Regions from separate parts of the Mus musculus genome. Here all the other regions are linked to region 3. The links are chromatin loops, found by intact Hi-C in ENCODE. Cell type or tissue: heart. All regions are shown on one strand. Each heading gives the region's core, and the rest is flanking DNA. Links, peaks and the distances in the headings are about the cores only.

Region 1 (7,427 bases), core at 1,613-5,612, 170 kb before region 3:
GCATCCTTCTGGCCCCAAGCCAGACCTAGAGCCCCTCCCTATTTGATGGCTAATGCTAAAGACTGGGCCAGGAAGTAGGCAGATCGCTTTTTGAGTTTTCCTTGGTTATCCTCTCAGGACACCCACTCAGCCTCCGTCCGTCCTATGGCTGATGGGGAACCTCCTCAAACCCTGAGGGATCCAGAGCCTTTTATTCTAGGGGTGCTGTGGGTAGAGGCATTTCCAGCTGCCCTCACTCCCTGGGCCCATCTTCTGCTGTTGTTCTTGCTGTGTTGATTTGCATGCCATTTTGCTTGTGGTCTCCATGGCAACCACCACCAAATGGCCTAGGGATAATGGAGGGGCTCTGGGTAGGGGAGGGGGAAGCCTCATGAGTGGTTTTGACTTCAAAAAAAAAAAAGAAAGAAAAGAAAACAGTGATTCCGCAGCGCAGCGTGCCTGGCAGAGGGGCAGCCCTTCCCCCGCCTGCAATCCCTCAGCGCCCCTCACCCAAGGCTTCTTTCTAACTTGTGAGGGGGAGGGAGGCAGTATCCTGGAACAGGAGTCCTTGCATCTGGCTTCAGAACAATGGGAAGAATCAGGGAAAGCAGTGGCGGCCAGAGGAGGGAACCCTTGGGGGCAACCAGCGCCTTCTGGAACCATCTGCAGCTTCCAGAACAAATCTCCAGCCGGCAGCTCTCCTGCTCCGGCCATCTTTGCTCTCCCTCTTGCCAGGTCCCTCCACCCTTCCCAAATCTCCTCTCCACAAGGAAAGAGAGAAAAATAGAAGCATGACTTCATGTCTCAGGGCCTGGCTCCTGGGTGGAGGATCTAGAGGAGTTTAATTGTTCGCATATGTCCAGCTCTAGCCCTTCACAAAATGTGTTCAGGGCCGTGAGCTGCAGCGGTTGAAAAGCTGGGGAGATAGCACGGGGATTGTTGGGCTTAAAGATGAGCAGACTACAGCTCAGGGCTGTGAGTGCGGCACAAAGAGGGGGACCCAGGCCAGCTCTATGGAGGGCTGGAAACCAGCCTCCGATTTATGTTCGATGCACTTAAGTGGACCGAGCTTTCTTCTCTTCATCCATTCCGTGCGTTTCTCAAGCTAACTTCTCTCCTGCTGCCAAGGCTCTGTGGGTGCTGGAGGTGAGCTCCTGCCTCCCTCCGACCCATAGCCCCGTAGAGCTTGGCCCTGTTGCTGCCTGAGGCCAGTGGCTGGCCTGACGCCATCTCCTTGCTCTCTGAGTCGCTCTGCTCTTTCATGGCTCTTCTCTCCTTCCAAGGTGCAGCGGTTCCTTGAAACATCCGGATCATCCAATAAACATCTTTACAACAAGAGACCACACCTGCCCCAGACAACAGGAAGCCCCACAGGACAGCTGACCCATGATAGTCACTAAGAACCGTGGGAGCTGAGGCTACCCCCTTCCCCACCCCCCCACCCCCCCACCCCCCCACCCCCCACCCCCCACCCCCAGCATAGAAGCAGTCATCTCTTGGATGGATCTGGAGTCATGGAAAGTTTTTTACCTGCTTCCCCAGGGTGGCGCTGCTTGGCTCTGGGTTGGATGTATTGGGGCAGGTGGCTGAGCCTCACTTGTTTGGACTTTGGGGAGCAGAGACTAACAATGAACTGGTAACAACCAACCGCACAGTGCAAATGCAGCACACTGCCTAACATAAGACAGAGGGAACCACAACACATGGCTTGCGGAGCTGGGCGAGCACACACTGCTATTCCTTCATGAGAGGATAAACTGGGGTCCAAGAGAGTCTAAGCGGGCTCAACCCCCAGCACCACATGAACTGGGCATAAAGTAATTATGGCAGCACAGGTCTATATTCCCAGCACTGGAAAATAGAGGCAGGAGGAGCAGAAGTTATAGGCTGCTATCCTCGGCTACAATCAAGTTCAAGGCCAGCCTGGGATACATGATTAATCCTTGACACAGCAACAAATGGAATCCTAAGAAATACACAAGGCAGAGAGGAGGGAGGGACAGAGCAGGTGGGATAAACAGCAAGGACAAGGCAAGATGTCGGACATGAGCCCCACCCCAGAGACAGCCCATTAAACAGGAACAGTCAAAACCCTCCAGCTGAAAACCAGAGATCAGGAGCTGGGGAAGTGGCTCTTCAAGCTCGAGGACCAGGGTTCAGATCCCAGGTAGGGCATGATGGCCTGCCCAGAGATCCTGGAGCAAACCGCTAGGAGAGAATGTGGCATTGACCCTATGCACAGCTGTGCTCCAAGCTCCCTGAAAATGGAAGCTTTGCTCGGCTGAGCAACCCCAGGGCATTGGACAGCTGCTACCATGCTCCTAGAGAGGCTCTGTAATGTCCCTGGATTGACATCCCTATGTAAGTGTGCATATGTGCACGTGTTTCATTGCCCAGGGCTCAATACGAATGATATATGGGGATTTAGGTGGCAGTTGGAACAACTGAAGAAAATGGTTGTGATACCAAAGCAGTGAGGTCTGTGTGCATGCACACGTGTGTGTTTATGTATGCACATGCGTGCACACACATATGTTCACATGTGTGTTCACAGGTGTATGTTCATGTGTGTGTGTGAATGTGTGCACACATGTATGTTCGTATGTGTGTTCACAGGTGTATGCTCATGTATGTGTGTGTGAATGTGTGTACACGTGTGTTTATGTATGCACATGAGTGCACACCTGTATGTTCCCATGTGTGTTCATGGGTGTGTATGTGAATGTGTATGGCACTCAGAAGACAACCTTGGCTGTCATTCCTTGGGTGCTGTCACCTTGTTTGTTGCCCTGAAACCCAATGAGCAGGCTAGCTGGCTGGCCTGTCCCCAGGAGCCTCCCTGTCCCCATCTCCCCAGCCCTGGGAGTACAAGCAGGGGCCACCATATCTGGCTTGTATGTGTATTCTTCAGATTGAACTCAGGTCCCATGCTTGTCGGGCAACTGTTTTGCCATCTCCACAAGGCCAAGAAGTTTTCCTGAAGTGTAGAAGCAGCTAAGCTGCTGAGCTGTGGAGCTTCTGAGCCACACACACACACGAACACACATGGAAACATACATGTGTGCACACATATGCATACATAAACACATGTGTGCACACAGAGCCTGCTGAGTTAAAGCTCTGGCCAGCAACGTGCTTTAACAATGGTGACACCAGAGGGCAGGGAGTAGCTGAAGGTACTTGCCACCAAGCCTAATGACCTGGCTTTGACCCCCTAGAGAATTGACTCCCGTAGTTGTTCTCGGATGTCCACACATGTGCTATGGCACACTTGTGCCCCCCCCCAACATACAAATAAGTAAACATAAAAATAGCGTTTGAAATTTAGATGCTGGGGAGGTGGACAGTTTAGGGATTAAGAACACTTGCTGCTCTTACAGAGGACCCGAATTTGGTTCCTAGCACCCAAAAGGTAGCTTACAGCCAGTTCTATGGGATCTGATGTCCTTATCTGGTTTCCACAAGAAATAGGTTCACACCTGGTACACAGACATACATTCAGGCAAAGTACTCATACACATAAAATATATAAATCCTTTTAAAATTAATTAATCTTAAAAAAATATCAGTGATACCCCTTCCACCTGCACAAGTAGGAGCAGGCGCCCTGGCCACTGGGTCTACTGAGCAGTCAGGGAGGCCGGCCCAGTGCAAAGGAGGAGTTCCAGCTGTAATTTCTTCTTCCTCCCAGTTTCTCTGCGTTAATTACCTCCGGTGTGGCTTCTGACTTCTGCAGAGGAGCTGGGCTTTCCCCAGAATCCCCGAGAGAGGTGGGCCTGGTCTCTTGTTGCAGGAGGCACCTGATAAAATCCAGCAGTGGGGCCTCATTGTCCCGTTGTCCCGTTTGCCGATCTGGCAGGTGCAGAATCGCCCGGGGTGAGGCGACCTCCCAACAGCCAGCTTTGCCCATCTCCCACCCAAAACCCGGGGCGCGGCACGTGGCATCAGTCGCTTGGCACGGCCCACCTCTCTTGTTTGCCAGTTCCCTCCACCACCTCCCTTCTTCCTAATTAACTCCACGGCAGCAAGTCTGTGTTCCTCTGCCCGGGCAACGAGCCAGCATCCTGGCATGCGCCTGCCTGCGGGCTGGAGATGAGCGCCCCACACACAGCCTGGAGCCACCCCCAAACTTCAGCAGCAAGGACCCTCTCCAACCTCAGGTCTGGGTGGCAGGGGTGCCCCTGGCTGGCTGGGTGACAAGACAGGCCCGAGGCACTAGATTTTGTGTGTTAGTTAGGAAGCACTGAGAAATTGCTGTTTGGGTTCTGGCTCCTCCTCCTGCGAGGAAGGTGCTGGGGATTCTTCGATCATGGGCAGATCTGGCAGTGAGCCCAAGAGGAAGTGCTGGGGGGGGGGGCGGGGGGAGGTGCTGAGGGGGAGGAGTAGCTGAGGGGGAGGAGTAGCTGAGGGGGAGGAGCTGCGGAGGAGGAGGAGCTGGCGAGGTGGAAGAGCTGAGGAGAAGGGGAAGAAGGATTCGGATTCTCTTAGGCCTTGTACGAACTGTGATAGGCACCCACAGAGACTAAAGCTAGGAGCTAGGAGCGGGGAGAGCACCCGATGATCGTCCCCAGTCCTCTCCAGTCCTCCCACCTGCTCAGCCTCGGGTTGCCTCTCTATGCACTGAAGAAAGGCAGGCAGCTCTTCCCTGGACGCCCAAGCTGACATTGTAACCCTGAGATCTGGATAGCAGCCTGGGAATCTGCATGGCTCCCACCGCCTGGAACCTCTCAGCCAGCCAGTGGTCAGGTCACCAGACGGAGTCCCTTTCCACTTCCACCTCGGGGTATACATAGGTCAAAAGGCCCAGAGACAAGAGAGGGACAGATGTAGACAGCCATTTAGAATATAAAAGAAAATTAACAGGGTGTCCCAAGTCACCATGCATCTCTCAGTCAGGCAAAGGAGCTGTGAGGCAGAGGAAGACTCCTGGAGCCCCTCTTCTTTATTCCCCAGCCCGGAGAGAAGAGGGGGGGGGGCTCTAGTCGCACCTGGTCACCCCACCCCTCTCCTCTCCTGTCAGTCAGCATATCCATAGGGGAACTTAGCGCAAAGAAGGCCTTCTGATGTTTGTTTTTAAAAAAAGGAGGGAGGGATGGGAGGACGGAAGGGAGACTGACAGACGGACAGAGGACTGGAACGGGGAGGGAAGAGGGAAAGAGATGAGAAGGAAGGAGAAGGGGAGGGGGTGGGAGGAGAATAAGACAGAAAGGGTGAAGGAGGAGAAAGAGAAGCAGGAATAGAGGAATTAGGAAGGGAAGAAAGAGGCAAAAGAGAAGAGAAAGAAGAAAGATTAGAGGGAGGGAGGGAAGCTGGAAGGAATCATTTTATTTTATTTTATTTTATTTTATTTTATTTTATTTTATTTTATTTTATTTTTTTAGACACTCAGAAGGAACAGTAAAAACCCTGAGCTGAAAGCTTGTCCCATCTCTCCGGTAGCTCCTGTCAACCTCCCTCCAGGCTTCTCGCTCCAGTACAGTGAGGGCAGGCCCTGGCGCAGGTACATGAGCTCCAAGCTCTGCCATGCTGGGATCTGCCTCCCAGACGCCAGCGTCATCCCGTGCACTGCAGCTCAGCCTCCTTCCCGGCTTCCCACAGAAGAGGAGCTGGCTGGCTGAGCATCCAGCACTGCCTCGTGCAGGCAAGACTCATCCGTAATGACAGGAAAGGATGTCTGCCCATGCTGGAAGCCACCTGGGACCCCAGAGCTTGCCGCACACTCTGTCATAAAATATCTTGTCACCCCGGCAAGTATCATCTCTGACAAAATATTTCTGGATACAAAAACAAGAGGCCTATTGATTTTTTTTTCACGAGGTCACACCACCTTGTGGGTGGCCCTGTGTAGCTCAGTTGTCATGGATTCTGTCCCTGAATGCCCACTGGGACCAGGGTGGCTGCTGACCCAGCGAGCCCCCATCCTAGTGATGGTTGCTCTGGAGCTAGCACCAGCATGGATATCCTTGTTTCTTTTGTGTTGCTGTGATAAAATACCCTAAATAAAAGCTTCTTGGTGGTAGGGGAGGGTGGGGGGGGGGGAGGAAGTGCTTATTTTAGCACTTAATTCCAGGTTTCGATGCACCACTCTGGGGAAGTCACAGTAGAGGCACTTTAAGACAGATGGTCTCCGGTTGCATCCACAGGCAAGAGCAGAGGAAAACAAATGCGCGATTGATTATGCTTAGACTCCTCTCTGCTCTTACACAGTCAAGGACCCACTGCCTAGGGAATGGGGTCATCCACAGTGGGCTGTGTCCTCCCACACCAATTAAGACAGTCTCCCAGAGACAATCACAGGCCCATCTGATCTAGACCATCCCTCACTGAGACACCCTTCCCAAGCATCATAGATCGTGTCAAGCTGGCAATCAAAAGCAATTATCATAGTTTCCCAGCCTGGAAGCAGCACAGGCAGGTGACAGCTCAGACACCCGAGAGAAGACCCGAGTGTCCATTTCAGGAGTCTGTACATCCCCCTTAGGAAATCTATTACAGCAGAAATGTATGTCTACTGTCTGGGTCTACGTAGACCTGAGGGGGATATGTCTGCTGTCTAGTTCTACGTAGACTCAAGGTGGGGCTTTCTCAGCACCCCTTACCCTACCCCCATGGGTCCTTCACTTGATAGGGAGAGTCTGTGTAGGGCTTGAGTCTAGCGAATTTGACACTGATGTGTCTGGCTCCAGCAGTGGTCATCTGCAGGACCTGGAGCCTAATCTTTTTCTCTCAGCCTTAATCCACTCTTGGTAAAATGATCATGACAACCCCTCAATGGGATATCAAGACTTGTATCTGGTGGTTGCCCCGGTTCCTATCGTGGAATATCAACATTCTCAGAAACTACTACTGAGTGGTGGGGCAGGGCCTGTGCTAATAGAGAGGCCAGTGGCAGGCTACAGGCAGCTCTGGGATAAGGCTGTCCTTGAAAGCAGAGACACAAGACTAGGGGGTGGGGACTTCAAGTCCATCCAGGACCCAGAGAAAGCTGTAGGACTGGAGGTGGAGGTCGAATCTGTTACTTGACATCACAGAGCCCCCTGAAAGTTCTCTAGAATATTTTATTCCTTACCTTACTAGATGCGTGACTCAGAAATATTTTCTCCCAGTCCATGAGCTATCTTTGTGCTTTGTGGATTGTGTCCCACCCTCTGCCGCCCAGTGGGGAAGAATCAAGCTAGAGCCTCAGGCATACAGAACAAAATGCTCTACCCGGAGCCACCAACCAGTGCGTCCTAGCTAGGCTCTGAGGATTTGACCTGGCTGGGAGCTATCTATATAAGGGAGTAAAGAAAGGACAGGCAGACATATGGACACACAGACAACACTGGGATTGGGTAGACCGGGATCTTGGATGGAGAAGCTGCGGCACCCCCAAAGCTCAGACTGTTTATTATGTACAGCTACATGGGGAGGTGGATTATTGCACACAACTGAACAAGGAGGCAGGG
Region 2 (7,427 bases), core at 1,613-5,612, 54 kb before region 3:
TCTCTGCCCTAGTCACCACCCAGAACACACTTGAAACAGTGCCCAGTACACAGTAGGTGGCCAGGAAAGTCTGTGTTCCAAGCTTGGCATTATCTTGCAGCTAGGCCCTGCTATGTCGGGCATGGCAGCTCCTGCCCCAGCTGGCAGGGTATGGTGATGCAGGATAGGTACCTCGTCGCTCAGACAGGAACCTCTGACTCTTGAGGCCTGGCCTCCTGCCTGAGACAGAGGCAGAGCCAAGCAAAAAGCAAAAGCCACAGAGAGGCCCTGGGCTGACGCTTGGTTGGGCCACCCCATACTACTCAACTCCTGGAGGCCATTTATATCTTGTGACTTGCCCGGGCCGTGCGGAAGTCCTGGAAGCTGTCAGGATCCACCTTTGGGAGTATTTGCTCGCTTAAAGACCCAGAGGACAGCGCCAAAAGGAGAGAGGTTGAGGCCCAGGAGACTGGGTGCCAGGTCAGCCTGGGAGGTACAGGCTGCCCCAGGGTAGCCTCTTAGATCCTGTCCACAGAGCCCTTAACATGGTCTCCTCTCAGCCTCACCCTTTAGTTGCAACCAGCTCCAGGAAAGATGTGAAGCAGTCCAGCACTGGGGAGACAAACAGCAGGACACAGGCTGGGAGTCTTCCAATAAAGAAAGGGGATGTTGGAGGAACAGAAGAGAGAAGAGTGACGGGAGGGCACAAGCCACTGTGTGCACGTCCCACTACACAGGTGTTTGTGGGTGCACACTTACGAGGTGTGCTTGAGATGTGTGAGTGTGCACGCGCAGGTAGGTGCACAGGGTGTGTGGTGTGCAAAGGTACTGGGGTGAGGTGTAAGTGTGCAAACGGAGATATTCAAGTGTATGCACAGATGTATGCTCATGTGTGCAAATGTACATGTGTGGCAAACCAGAGGAGAGAGGGAGAAGAGAGAAGGGCAGAAGCCCCACCCCCACAAGCAGTTAGTCACCCAGCAACCAGTGCGGTCTGCTCTTCACAGGGACTCTGTGGGATCCACACACAGCCCCCAGGAGCCCACTGTGCATCACCATCCTTGGGGGTCAAGAGCCCTTCCACAGGAGAGTCCCTGAGACAGGCAGCTAGCTAGCCAATCCTGGCAGATCCACACACTCTACTAAGTTTAGGTGCAAGGTTGGGAGGAGGAGGAATCTCAGCAGGAGGGGCTATCCGCCTAGGTCAAGCCTGGAGTCCCACTCCCTGCTCTGTCCAGGGCAGCTACCTGGATCTCAACTTCCTTATCTGTAATGTTGGAGGTGAGGATGCTCAATTTAGTGTCACGTGACAATCACATTTGTCCTATTGCCCAGGCCTAGCCTGGGGCAGCTTTCCCCCTTCTTTCTACTCCGGATCCAAGACAAGCCAACCCTCACTCCCCTGCCCATCTCTGTGAAAATCTCCTGACACTGCAGACTCCCAACAAATAAACCCGCTCTCTCCTTTCCATCCCTGTCCTTCTCCCCACCTGGAGAACCTGGATCCTTCGATCCCACTCTTCTCTGATGGATTGTTCATCCTTTAGGAACACCCCCAGAGACATATTCTATCTTCCCCCAAGCCTGGAATTCAGAAGGAGGCACCTCTCTTGTGACTTACACAGGGCCCCGATATTTACCATTTCACTCTTCATTCTTGGCAGACTGGACGACCTGGCAATCCGCTAGCTTCCTTCCCTAGACTGTATTCCCTTGAGGGCAAGATCCTTTTATGCCCTGTGTCCAACCCAGGATATATATCCAGGAAATACATGAGAAAAGAACAAACCTTTCCAGCAAAGAACAAAACTCCACAGCAGGACTAGGGATGGACTAAGATGAAGGCTGCGGAGGAGGGGGCCTTCCCACATCCACACCTCTCACCCCCAACTCCCCCCACACACACACACCTTGTACTCTTTTCCCCTACAGACCCTGCTTTTACTCCGAGGCATCTGGAGGCTGGAGGCTCTGCCATCATCCGATGCTGGCTGGCTCATCAGCTGTTGCCATGGAGACCAGCCAGCAATCAGATCCATGCCCTCCTGCTGCTGGGCACAGTGGAGGTAAAGCCACAGAGAACCTTGACAAATGAGGGAAAGCTCATAGCTCCACACCCAGAGAAGCCTAGCACTGCTTACCTCCTCTTTCCTGCGGGAGGTGACCTCTGGAAGTCATTTCACCCCCCAAGGTCACTTCACTGGAATGCGGATGGGGCTGTCAACCCCTGCTGTTATATAGAGGTGAAATAAGCCCCTGAGGTGTGTGGGCCTGACACCACGTTTTGGCGGGCTATGACTTCTGATTTAGCTTTCTGAGAGGAGGTTGTGAGGGATGCCGTCTCTGACCCTTTATCCAGACCTATCACCCCCAACTCAGGTAGGGCTGCAGGAAGGAAGACAAAAAAATCTATTCATCACAACACTTAGGGATTCTGTGTGACACAGAAACAGAGACCTATAGGTATGCTGGTCACATGACCCCGACAGGCGGCATAATGTTGTTGCCACAATGGCTACCTCCTGCAATGAACTGATATGCTAAGACTTGCAACCCAGCTCCGGAAGATTTAGAATGCCTTTGCTGTTCCCGAACGGCCCCAGAGCCTCACTAGAGAAGGGGGTTGGGAGGGTGTATGGGCACATGGAAGCTCTCGCTTCGGGGATTGCTGGAACAGAAACAAGTCAGGATTCTTCAGCCAGCCCTGGGCAGGAAGGAACTCAGATCTCCAGATCTCGAGCTGGTCAGAGCTTCGGACCTCAGCATCTGAACCCAGGTTCTTATGTTTGCATGGCGAGTATCTGGCTGGTCAGCTCTTTACTCATGGGCACAGGTCTGTGGGGACTGGGCTCTAGGCGCTTGCAGGTCACAGAGCTGCCCCAGCCTGCGTGGACAGGAGAACTTTGTACCTGGATTTGGGGATAGGAGACTGCCAAGCCATCTGGCAAAAATGTGAATTTCTCCACCAGGAGGGATGAGGGTGGGAGGCAGGATTGGAAATAAGATAAGAATCTGTCACGACCTACGGAAGAGAAACTGAAAGGAAAATGCCCGTCTCAGGGTGGAACGACGCGTAAAGCATTCAAAGTGTGCTCTACCCAACCACCTCTGAGCTGCAAGCACAAGGTGACCCTGAACCACGTCTCTCTAATAAAAGGGAGCAGAGGGACCCCTGAGCAGCAAGGCAGGGGGACCTACCTTGAAGAGGGAGGGAAGCTAAAGATTTGCCTTATGAGCACAGCTCCTCTGAGGTTTGCTCAGGGGTGGGGACAAGCAGAGGGAAGCCAGCTTGGCATTTCAAAAGCGTTCAGGATACAGAATAGATGGCAGATATATTGCTATCCCTTTGGGCTCCTTGAGGGTGTACACCAGCGTCTGGGTGTGTGTGGTTAGCGGCAGAGCCAGAAGGTTCTGCCTCCCCCCACCCCTTCCCCGCCCCATGATTCTCTTCCCCCACTCCACCCCTGTTGGCCTCCTTCACTCCATCCCTCCCACTCCCCTACAGGGATTTAATTCCGACGTGTAAGTACCCCGTGAGCAAAAGTGTCTGTCTAGCTTAGAGCCGCTCTGAGTGTCACAGGAGAAAGGGCTTCCGATGATGACCAGAGAGGGGGACACACTCCCCTCCTCCACGTTCAGGAAGTGTCACTTGACCCCAATTTTGCTCACGGGGAGAGAAGGAAGCCACCGGCTAACTCCATGGTCTTCAGAAGTCTGTCTGTTTTCTAGTTTCCTTTTATCCCTTTTCCAAAGCTCTGCTCAGCCAAGGAAATGATGTAAACACTTACGGTGGCATTTTAATGGCCCCGGGGGTATCGATCCTTATTGTGAATCCAAAAATAGCTAAGTTATTAATGCTTGACAGTGCAGAGTCAGGATATCTTTCTGTGGAGAATTCGGCTTGCATTTTCTCTGGATTAGGAAGGTCCAAAACAAGGCTCACAGCTCCGGCCCCTGGGGAATGAGGCCCCGCGGCGGCAAACAAACCATCAGAAGAAAGGAAAGCGGCCTGGACCCAAGTCCTGATGACAGAGACCTCTAGACTCCAGCTATTAATGAAGCCCCTAGAGTTCCTAGAAAGAAACAAGGCAGCGAGTCCTTTTAGAAGCATTGTTAAGGGGACACCTGTGGCCACCACAGATGCAGGACTTGGAGTCAGCGCCCTATGTGGACCAGCTCAGTGTCTTCTCCGCTAGGGCTAGGTGACCTCAGCCTCCATCAGTGTGCCAAGCTTTGGCTGGGCATCTTAACAGGGTTACAGTTTCATCCCTCAGGATGAGTCCGGGTGTCCCAGATCAGGAGACCTCAATATGGAAACAGACCAGAATGGTCTCGGTAACCTCCTAGGGAGTCTTTGTGAGCCCCGGTCTTCACAACTAGGACCCTACCACCACCACCACCGTGGGCTAAGATCAAGGTATTACGGGATCTTACTGGATATCCCCAAACCTCAGTGGCACATCTTGCACGGGGAAAGGTTAAGCATGCTAAGACACGTGACGATTCTGTGACACTACAGGATGCAAAAGTACCGTGTTTCAGAGTCTCACCAACTCCAGCTCACTCCAGCCCCAAGGCTGCCAGACCATTAGTCCTTCCACCTGCTACCCTCACCCAACAATGTGGAGAGCATCCTGACCAAGGCAGAAACGTCCTGGGCCTCCCTATGGACTTCACCCTCATCCTGGCTCAAAGCCTGTTGAGAGGCACAGCTGACCAGGGCTTCTGAGAGGCTAGCGAAGACTCTCCTTGGGTACCAGCAGGACAGCAGCCATTAATCACTCTTGTTCTAGCTGTCAACCCTGGCAACCTCCTGTAGAGGCCACATAAGCACACTTCACCTTTAAAGGGCTCCAGGGTGCTACTCAAAGGGGGGAAGGGGGAGAAAGGGAGGAAGGAGAGGAAAGGAAGGGAGAGAGAACAAGCTAGAGATCTTCACCCCCTCCATCCTCTAAGACCCCCTACGCCCTCCTGATGGGCCTTTGTCGGACTCTCAGGTCCCAGAGGGGAGAAAGTTGAAAACAAGCTGGAGGGGCGGCTGTAACCAACCCCTCCCCCCTCTATCCATCACAATGACAGAGCCCTGGCCTCTGGAGTTCAGGGGGCTCCCCAGCAGGACAAAGGCCAACAGATGTCAGCACACACCCGTGAGTCTGTCACCATTTCCTGGGGTGGTGGCTGCCGCTGTGGTCTCTGATGGCTGGTCTTTTGGAGCCAAAAATGCAGGCAAGGGATGGGGTGGTGCCACTCCTCAAGGTCCCCTTCACACAGTCACACTGCCAAGTTGCCTAGCTCACAACTTGGTAACACAACAAGAGTAAAAGGAGAGATAAAAGGGCATATCTGACCCTCAGAGAATCTGATGGAAGAGGGAACCAACCATTCAGGTGGTCAACAAAGCACAAGGTGGGCAGGAGGAGGCACTGTGAAGCCCTGAGGGAAGGGGAGAGCTGTTGAGTTTTTAGGGCTCACACCCCAATAGTAGAGGCTTTGCTACCTGTCCACAGTGCCAATTCAAAAGACAAAAACTAGAGAAGAGCAGAAAGGAGATTGGTTGGTTGGTTTGTTTTATTTTGTGTTTTTGCCATGTGGCCACTTTCAGATAAATGACCCCAGCGAGATGAGACAGTGGGTAAAGTCCCCAGCCACCAAGCGTGGCAACCTGAGTGGAATCCCCAGGACCCACACAGTAAAGGACAGAAGCGAATCTTACCAGCTATCCTCTGATCTCCACACATACCACTCTCCCTGTCCGTAAAGAAATAAATGTAATTTAGAAATAGAATCATATAAAAGGAAGAGGTAAAATTCTAGTGACCCTCCCCCAAATCCACCTTCAAGGTGTGACATGAAACGAAGGCTTAAGTGTAGGGCAAGAGGTCTGCAGAGTCACTAAGGAGTCCTGGTCGAGGCATGGCCCTGTCCAGGACTGACCCATCTCCACTCAAGTAAGTCCTGCAAAGTGACTTGACAATGTGTCAGAATTGTATGCAATCCCTTTCTGGGAAGCAAGTCCCTCCTCTGGGTGGCACCAGGGCTTCTGTTCCTGCCCCGCTCCCCCACCTGAGATTCCCGAGGGAATGCCAACTCTTTGGGGTCCTTTGTTTCTACAGTCCAGAAGCAGGTTTGTCTTTCTTAGGGTACTCCCTCTGGATAACTGTCAAGTTTGACCCTGGTGAAAGTAGAAGTTATTCACACAGAGGCAACCTGAATGGACTAGCTGGAGATGGGGCCATCCATGGCTGGAATCCTGGTCTGCTGAAAGGATCAGTGAGGCCAGCTCCAAGAAGCTGCTACTCTCTGGACACTGAATTTTAATGATGAGAGATCCACTTTTTCCTGGCATCTGGCTTAAGGTGCCGAGGGGTGCCCTGCCCATGGCCAGACACTCCCCTAAGTGGCCACAGCTAAGGCCTGAGTGGGAGGTGGGTCAGCAGGGCTGCATGGGCCAGCCCAGGACAGCACCCATGGCTACCGCCTCCCTGAGCTCTCCAGCTTATTTCCCTCCTTCTGTTCTTTGCTGTCTACCTCCCAGGCTCCATCTACCCCCCAGAAACCTACAACCCTCTGGAAAGGGTGAAGCAAAGACCTTGATTCAGAAATAATTAGTCGACACTCCAGATCACAAACCAACTCTCCACTGACTGGAAACACGAAGGGTTCTAATTTCACTATAAAGACTCTGCTCAGCTTCTAACAGGACCCCCCACAGAGATGGGGGGGCTCTGTGGCCTCCTGGGGAGCTGCTCCCCACTGAGTTCCTTCAGCCCACAGTTCCCAAACTAGGACACAGCATATTTAGGACAATGCCACCAGGCAGAGAGGGAGCATCCTAAAGAAGGGCTGTGCTTGAGAGTTGAGAATAATATGTATGACTTTGATGGCACAGCACTTACAGCCATGGCCCGTCCTAGGACACGTCATGGGCTGAGGGCACAGAATGGAACTCAGAACAGCTTCAAATCTCCTCTGAGACAGCTACAGAGAACAAGGGAGTAGGGGAGACTGGAGAGGTGGCTGAGAGGCTGAGAGTTCAAGTCCCAGTTTCCATGTCAGGCAACTCATTACCACATGTATGGTCAGCTCTGTCTCACTGTGCTCATGTAAGCAATATCCACACAGAGGCACACAATTTGTAAAATGAAAATAAGCCGGGCGTGGTGGCGCACGCCTTTAATCCCAGCACTTGGGAGGCAGAGGCAAGTGGATTTCTGAGTTCGAGGCCAGCCTGGTCTACAAAGTGAGTTCCAGGACAGCCAGGGCTATACAGAGAAACCCTGTCTCAAAAAACAAAAACAACAACACAAAAGAAAGAAAGAAAGGAAGAAAGAAAGAAAGAAAGAAAGGAAGGAAGAAAGAAAGAAAATAAGCCAGGCAGTGATGGTGTGTGCCTCTAATCCCAGCACTTGGGAGGCAGAGGCAGGCGGATCTCTGAGTTCAAGGCCAGC
Region 3 (7,427 bases), core at 1,692-5,691:
GTCATCTCCTGTTTGTTTTACCTTTTTAGAAACTTCACCCTAAATTTTGATGCTGAATTAAAAAAAAAAAGTCTTTATTATTACATGTAAGTACACTGTGGCTACACACAGAGGGCACCAGATCTCACTGCGGATGGTTGTGAACCACCATGTGGTTGCTGGGATTTGAACTCGGGACCTTTGGAAGAGCAGTCAGCGTTCTTAACGGCTGAGCCATCGCTCCAGCCCAATGCTGAAGTCTTATTGGAGGGACAGAAGAACCAGAGCTGATGTGGATGCATGAGGCACATCAACTCTTTCCTCCCCAACTTGCTTTTGGTCATGGTGTTTCATCCCAGCAATCGGGATCCTGATGACAAGAGCCACCCACTGAAGCGAGAAGTTGTGACACCGGGTCAGAAAAGTCATGAAGAAGGTGACCTTATTTACAAATCTGGCAGTGTGGGTGGACAGGGAAGCATTCTTCTGTAATCCCAGCACTCAGAGGCTGAGGCAGGAGGGTTCAAAGCCAGCTTGAGTTACATAACAAAGCTTTATTTTTCCCACTGCCAAAACAAAGGAGGGCAAAGGAAGCGAATAAGCAACAATGACAAACCCCACATGGCAAAGCAGCACCTGCCCATAACCTCAGCATTCAAAAGGGCGAGGCAAAAAGATTGCCATGGGTTTGAGCTATGCAGCGAGCTCTGGCCCAGCCTGAGCTACAGTTTAAGACTGAGACAGTGAAAGGGGGAGGGGGCAATGGAAAAGGGCCAAGGAAGAAATGGAGAACAAAGAGGCAACATTGTTTTTATATTCACTGCACCCTGTCGATGCAGACTGTCAACAGCTCAGGCCAGCAGACAGCCGAGCTTGAGCTTGAGGTGTCTATTTGGTTTTGGTCTGTGTGAGTTCTTGCAAATATTGGCTCAGTGTGAGTATTAAGATCAGAGAAGCCGGCCTGGAGTGAGTTCAGATAGCGAAACGGGGAGTTCCCAGCTGTGACATAAAGGCCCATTCCTGGCTTACCGTTGGCTTTACCTTGAGTACGGAAGCTGCAAAGAAGCCCACGGAAGCCTACCAGCCTGCCAGCAAATCTCTCTCCTCCCTCTAAAAGAAAGCCTGAAACCTGAAACTCCTTATCTCTCTCCTGGGTACACCAGATCACCAATTTGGGGGAACTGAATCAAAGAGATGGCAGCACCCCTAAGCCACTTGCCTGTCCTCACGGGGCTCAGATGAGTGGGATTTGCAAAGTGCTGGGGACCCTGTGGATGACCTCCTCATTGTGACTTGCCAGTCATTTTACATTGTGGCTCACCCTGAGTCTTTGAGCGTAGACCTGAACATACCTAAGGCTTCAGTTTTTACCATGGCCTCTTCCTCAGCTGTTACCCACCACCTACTAAGACTAGACCATATACAACCTCACCTCTGTTACCCATCAGAAGTCCTCTCCTTAAGCACACCAGAGTCTAAGTAAGCCTCATCTTCAAGTGTGTCCTCTCTGTCTGACTTCCTTTTTTTTTTTTTTTTTTTTTTTTTTTGGTTTTTCGAGACAGGGAGACCAGGCTGGCCTTGAACTCAGAAATCCACCTGCCTCTGCCTCCAAGTGCTGGGATTAAAGGCGTGTGCCACCACTGCCCTGCTCTGTCTGACTTCCAAGGAACGCCATTCTGCATTTGCTCAGTTCCTGTCCGAATAACTTTGCTGGGCTCCTCCTCAGCACTATCCCCACCTATGTGGGCCTTTTTATCCAGGTTACCTGCCATATATGTTTTCTAGGAAGGTTCACAGCAATCCAAAGCTCTGCTGTCTTCAGCAGCGTGAGCTGCTGCCTGCGATTGCCCCTGCCCGCCCGTCACCTATTCCTGAGCTGTGGCAGACCCTGATAAACACAGTGCTCCAGGTTCCCTTGTCTCCCTGCTGTTTGCTGTTGCTTCTCTCTTCAGTGTCCTTCCATGAGCTTCTGTTATTGCTTCTGTGACCTCCCTCAAGACTTAGGCTATAGGTCCTCTGGGAAGGTCTCTAGGAGACAGGCTACCTTCCAGAACACTTTCATGGAAGGTAATCATACCGGTTTTTTTATATATCGTGTGTGCATATACATGTGTGCATAGGTCAGAGAACAAACCTCAGACATCCTCTGCCTTGATTTTTTTTTTTTTTTTTTTTTTTTTGTCTTACCTTGTAGCCCCGGTTGGCCTGGAACTCTATGTAAAACGAGGCTCACCTTGAATTCAGATGCCTCGTTGTCCAGAGTGCTGAGATTAAAGATGTGCATCACATCTACCAGTCACCTTGTTTTTGGGTCAGGATCTCTCACTGGCCTGGAACTTGCCAATTAAATGAGGCAGACTGGATAAGGAGCCTGTGGAATCTGTTTCTGCTCCCTCAGCACTGAAATTACTGGTATGTGCTACTATGCCAGGCTTTTAAATTGTGTGTGTGTGTGTGTGTGTGTGTGTGTGTGTGTGTGCGCGTGTGCTCAGATACACCAGCACCAGGGAATGACCCCAGTGCTTTGAACATGCTCAGCTGACACTTTACCTCTGAGGTACACCCCTCTTCCTCAAATATTCTTTCTACCACCACAAGTCCATATTCCAAACTATGAGTCTAATTTTCATTCCAAAAGATATAGCCCACCTTTTCTAGTGGTGTTAGGATATCTAAGGTAGGAAGAGATCCTTATTGTGCCAGGCTAAGTAAGCTCGAGGGGAGGGGACGATCACAAAGAAAGCTGGAAGAGAGGAGAGGTCATGGTCACAAAGTCAATGAATGGCAAGGACAAATGCTAAATGACGTCATTTTGGTTCAATATTCCAATAACTGAAGTTTTACAGTGTTGTTTGCACCCAGACTCTGGGCTCCTCATGGATTTAGCAATCTACCTAGTGCATGCTGTGTAACTGCAGGATGCTATTTGTGCTCCTTCCTGGATCATGTGATAATATCTGGACTTTTGAGACACAAAAGATACAGGTTCTCAGCAGTCAAGAATTAAACTGAAGTCAATAAAATGCTGAATAGAAAAGGCAGAAGTCTCTGTGAGAGCCACATCTGCCATCAGATCTTTCTAGGGGATATGGGTTTGCAGGATGAAAAATACACAACAGACGTTTGAAGCCGACTTCGGAGAGTAAGTAAATCTGACGACCAGAAGGCTTAAAATATAATAGAAAGAAAGGAGTGTACAGAGCTCACGGGACCCTGAAGGGAAACGAGAGCAGCAAGTCTGTTGTGTCCCTTTTCTCCACAAACATTTCAAAACATGACACTGGCGGCAGCAAAACTGCATCTCGAAGGTACTACTAGAGCGTTGTCTCTTCTTCCAGACGGGAACACATAGACAGGGAATGGCCTCTTACAGCACTGACAACTTTCAGAAGCATCGCGGATCTACCAGAACATCAGGGTCGGGAGTGGTGGTGGAGAGGAATTAGGCTCCTTCCATCACCCTCTGTGGAGAAAAATATGAGCTTTCAAAATCTTCCCGTGGCTTGAACAGAAACTTGAAAGGGACTCTACGGAGCGCACAGTGCTTCGGACCTTACCCACCAGATTATTACGTATATGTATACCAAGGAGGAGCCAAAGAATGGAGGACCACCGCGGGCTTCCCAGAGCCAGGAAGAAAATGCGGGGTGTGTAGTCTCAGCCCAGGGCTTGGGGTGGGCAGGTTGCGTTCGCTGTAGGGTGGAGTAGCTGCGGGGAAAGCAGGCCTCCCCAGGGGGCTGCTTTGCAGCCGGGATTGTTTGGCTCGCGTCAGAGCAATCCCCGGGGAGCCTCTGAGCGAAGGAGGGGGCCAAGAGGATGCCGCGAGGAGCGCGCAGCGAGCTTCTAGGCCGCGTCCCGCGCACGTACGAGTGTGCACCGTAGGGAGGTACAGGGCGTGTGCACGGCACGGGCCGGAGGCGCGCCAGTGCGTGCGCCAGGTTCAGGGCGCCGCTGCGCAGAGGGCCAGCGCCGCCGGGCGAAAACGCTGCGCAAACCCGGGATACGGCGGGGCGCAGAACCGGAGAACGGAGGCGGCTACGCAGAACTGAATCTGCGGCCCTTTGGTGCGCAAGCTAACGCGGAGTCACAGTGCCCAAAAGCGTGAAGGCAAGCGGCCACGGGAGAATTCCGCACGGCTCTCCGCATTGACCGGGAAGGAGCGTCAGCTCCGAGGAAAGGCGCGCGTCCGAGGCGCGTGAAGAACGCGCAGCTCGCACCCCCGCGCGCTCCACGCGCGGTCTGGACGACCACAGCGCGGGCGGGTATTAGGGGAGAAGGAGGAGGCGTGGTCTTTTCGTGACGAACCAATGGGATCGGGAGCACTGCCTGGAGGCGGAGCTCAGGATCAGGGCGCTGATTGGCCATTCCGCCCTCCGGTATGCAGATGCGGTGGGAGTCACGTGCCGGGGGCCGGTACGACTTCCTGTTGGAGGCCCACGCGGGGCGGGGCCGGGGGCGCGAGCGCCGCGTCTGGCTGGAGCGGGGGGAGGGGGGTTCTTGTCAGTTAGAGCAACAAGATGGCCGCGGTGGCAGCTCCGCACCTCAGCGCGACGGCCCCGGGAGCCGCAGCCGCCGTCGCCGTCCGCGTCGCCGTGCAGCCCTGAGAGCCGCCGGGTCACCCCGGCCGCCCCCGTGACAGGCGGTCCTCGCGCCGTCGCGCTCCCGCCGCCGCCGCCGCGGGCCCGCTCGAGCCGGAGCCTGAGGCGGAGGGAGCGGAGCGGCCCCGCGCCCAGCCGCCCATCGCCGTCCCCGCCTCAGACCCGGGCTGCGTCCGAGCCGCGGCCCGCCGAGACTTAGGAGCAGGGCGCGTCGCGGCGTCGCGGGCACTGGACCTGGACCTGCCGGGACGTGCCGCCGCCCACCCGCCGCCCGCGCCCGGACTCGATCCTGCGGCGCCGGCACTGAGCGGGCCCCCGCCGCCGGAGCGCCCCCGAGGGCCCCGGGCGGCCGAGAGCGACCTCTCCACCGCCAGGCCCGCGCCGCCGGAGCCCCGCGGAGCCGCCGCCGGGGACGGAGCCCAGGTGAGAGCGCCACCGCCGCAGCGCCCGGAGGTCTTCGGGCCCTTTGTTCGGCCGAGCCGGAGCGCGGCGGCCCCGAGCTACCCGCGTGCGGCGCCGGCCGGGGTTGACGGGCGGAGGAGAGGCACGGACTGCGAGCTCCTGGCCGGGCGTGCGACATCGGGATGGGGACCCAGGGGTCGGACACTTAGCCGTTCCCCCCAACCCCCGCGCTCGCTCTCTCGTTCTCTTAAAACTAATGCAGTGGTGGATGATACCCGCTCCCCTTGCATGGTCCCCTGCAGACCGTGCGTTCCCAAAGGGTGGCATACACCGATCCGCAGTGTGGCGTTGTTTGGTGAGCCATGGGCGACCCCGAGGGCCCCCTACAGTTGTGAAATGAGGTGGATTTATTTGTAACGGTGTTGCAAACGGATTGCGGAGTGCTTGCGTGCTAGGAAGACGCACCGCCACCGCCGCCAATGCAGCTACCTCGACCGGGTTAACAGATAAGGAAACCCGAGCGCCCCGACGCCGTCTCTGCTTTTTTAGGGTAGCTTGGTCCGCGGCTTCGCCAAGTAGGTGAGATGTAGCGAATGCTTCCGTAGCAGTTAAAACCTGCAGATGTGGACCTGAAGCTGTCCCCCACCCCCATCTCCCTGTGCGTTGGCCGGGCGAGGAGACGGTTGGCGCGCGCGCTGCGCGTCGCTGGAGGAATCTTGATGAAGGATGGTGCTGGGATGCTGTGAGGGAGCCCGGGGAGGAGGAGGAGCCGGCGGGGCTCGGCTGCACCTATGGCGTTCTGAGACTTCTGACAGTGCTGGTGCTTCCGTGTGTAATTAGTTGAGTTCTTTCCAACCTTTGCCTTCGCCAGATGAAACCTCCATTTGAGTGGTCTGCCCATTGGCTTCTGGGAGTGAAACATAGGTTCAAAACTCAAAATGGTGCTCCATTGATGGCCAACTTGGGCATCTTGAAGGAGTTGCACGTCGGAGTCTCCTGGCTCCTTTGCTCCATTGTACTGCCCAGGTTCTGATGGTAGTGGTTGTTTTCTGGGTGTCTGGTGTGCACGTTAACCGCCTTGTGCCAGTATAGATAGTCTATTCATCACCACATCTCTGAATGGCACCTGACTGTATATGCAGTTATTTTATGCAATTTCCTGTCTTTGGATTGGAATAACTATGTGAATTAGTTCAGACCCTAAAAATGTGACCTGAGTGACTTCAGAGGATAGTTTGAACTGTATATGGGGTGCTGACAATTGTATTCCTGGATTGCAGACTTCTTTCCCTAGGAAATGAAATCCTGAGTTAGATAAGACAGCCCAAGCCAGTTGAACTTGGCTGGCAGAGGGCACCTTTTTTCCCCCCCAGAACAGAAGAGGTGAGCCTTGCTTTGGACATTTCAGTGTGGTTAAGATGCTTTTATTGAGGAAATGAGGTGTCTAAAATACAGGGTTCTGTTATATTGACGAAATTGATTTTATTCATGGGGGGAGTCTGAATAGTTGGGACTTCGTTTACCAATACTGAAAAGACTTTTTTTCTCCCTATCGAATTATCTTAGTACTTGTGTTTTCATAAGATTCTTAGAGTCTATTTTTATTTTATATTTTGAGTAATCAGAAATTAGTAGTTCAGAAAGTAATAGTTAAATTGTGCATCCTACACATATGATTTAATTATATGGATCTGATTTTAAAACTATGAATTTAAACTCATGCTTCTTGTCCAAAGCAATCTGACAGTGATCTCCCATGTGCTAGTAAGCTGTCAGTTTGGACCCTAAGATTGGCAAAGGGTTAATCTTAATTCCACTTTTGATTCTGGTGTTTAAATGTTTAGGTGGTTATAGGGACTCTAGTAAATGCTGGTCTTCCTCTTTATGTTTTGTGTTGTCATAAGGAGCAGATATATGGTTAATAAGAAGGGTTCTTTTCTAATAGGTTTATATTTATGTTTAATTGACTTGGCATTTTGGAATAAGGAGTTGAGTGCTGGAGTAAGGTTCATTGTTTCATTTGACATCCTTGGCTAAAAAGTTGCCAAGGCACTTGGAGATTATTTGAAACTTTAAAGGACAATTCCTCATTCCTGCCACCTTTTGTTAAGCAGTGACCTTACTGAAGTAATTGTGTGTTCTTCCAAATACTGTCACTCAGAACTAAGCCTGGGAGGGAGGAAGTCAGGACTGGGGTGAGAGGCAACTTTTTCCTCATTGAAGGGAGCTTTATAGGGAAGATAAAATTTCTGCAATACTGACTAAGAATCGAGTGTCTGTATCTTCCCACATATTCATAGCCACCAGCTAGGGAAAAGGAGGTCCTGCCTGTTACTCTTGCTGGACCCAAGTTGACATTGACGGGTCAATGTGGGGGTGGGGTGGGGGGGTGGAGGGGTTGATGGGGTCGACATGATTAGTAGCATTACTTTCTTGTGTGGTTTGGTT

The links. A loop is a pair of places that touch in the nucleus more often than their neighbours do. Peaks named below come from ENCODE experiments on the same cell type or tissue, not always from the same donor. Only the 100,000 strongest peaks of a DNase experiment are listed, where the experiment ranks them.
Region 1: a loop joins it to region 3, with 2.1 times the contacts of the local background. A loop is called at or near these places in 9 of 42 quality-filtered maps.
Region 2: a loop joins it to region 3, with 2.7 times the contacts of the local background. A loop is called at or near these places in 7 of 42 quality-filtered maps.

Annotation. Positions count from the first base shown.
Region 1 is chr11:117,478,791-117,486,217 of GRCm38, forward strand. It overlaps Gm34418 (a long non-coding RNA gene), which reads right to left and starts at 4,262. Exons shown (of 2, transcript XR_389180.4): 1 at 3,689-4,262; 2 at 782-1,274. Gm11733 (predicted gene 11733) reads left to right here and starts at 5,578. Exons shown (of 3, transcript NR_130966.1): 1 at 5,578-5,726. In heart, for the core only: no CTCF peak of the experiment used is centred there; a DNase peak (open chromatin) is centred at 4,031; H3K4me3 peaks cover 1,174 bases; H3K27ac peaks cover 1,404 bases; H3K27me3 peaks cover 399 bases.
Region 2 is chr11:117,596,274-117,603,700 of GRCm38, forward strand. It overlaps a transcript of Gm35170 not described here. Among named protein-coding and RNA genes, the nearest start is that of 2900041M22Rik, 11 kb to the right of the region's middle. In heart, for the core only: CTCF peaks have their summits at 2,960 and 3,604; DNase peaks (open chromatin) are centred at 2,548, 2,978, 3,468 and 5,085; H3K4me3 peaks cover 1,818 bases; H3K27ac peaks cover 795 bases; H3K27me3 peaks cover 3,175 bases.
Region 3 is chr11:117,650,332-117,657,758 of GRCm38, forward strand. Tnrc6c (trinucleotide repeat containing 6C) reads left to right here and starts at 3,958. Exons shown (of 22, transcript NM_198022.2): 1 at 3,958-4,355. In heart, for the core only: CTCF peaks have their summits at 3,966 and 5,357; DNase peaks (open chromatin) are centred at 3,800, 4,320, 5,210 and 5,660; H3K4me3 peaks cover 2,820 bases; H3K27ac peaks cover 2,464 bases; H3K27me3 peaks cover 1,124 bases.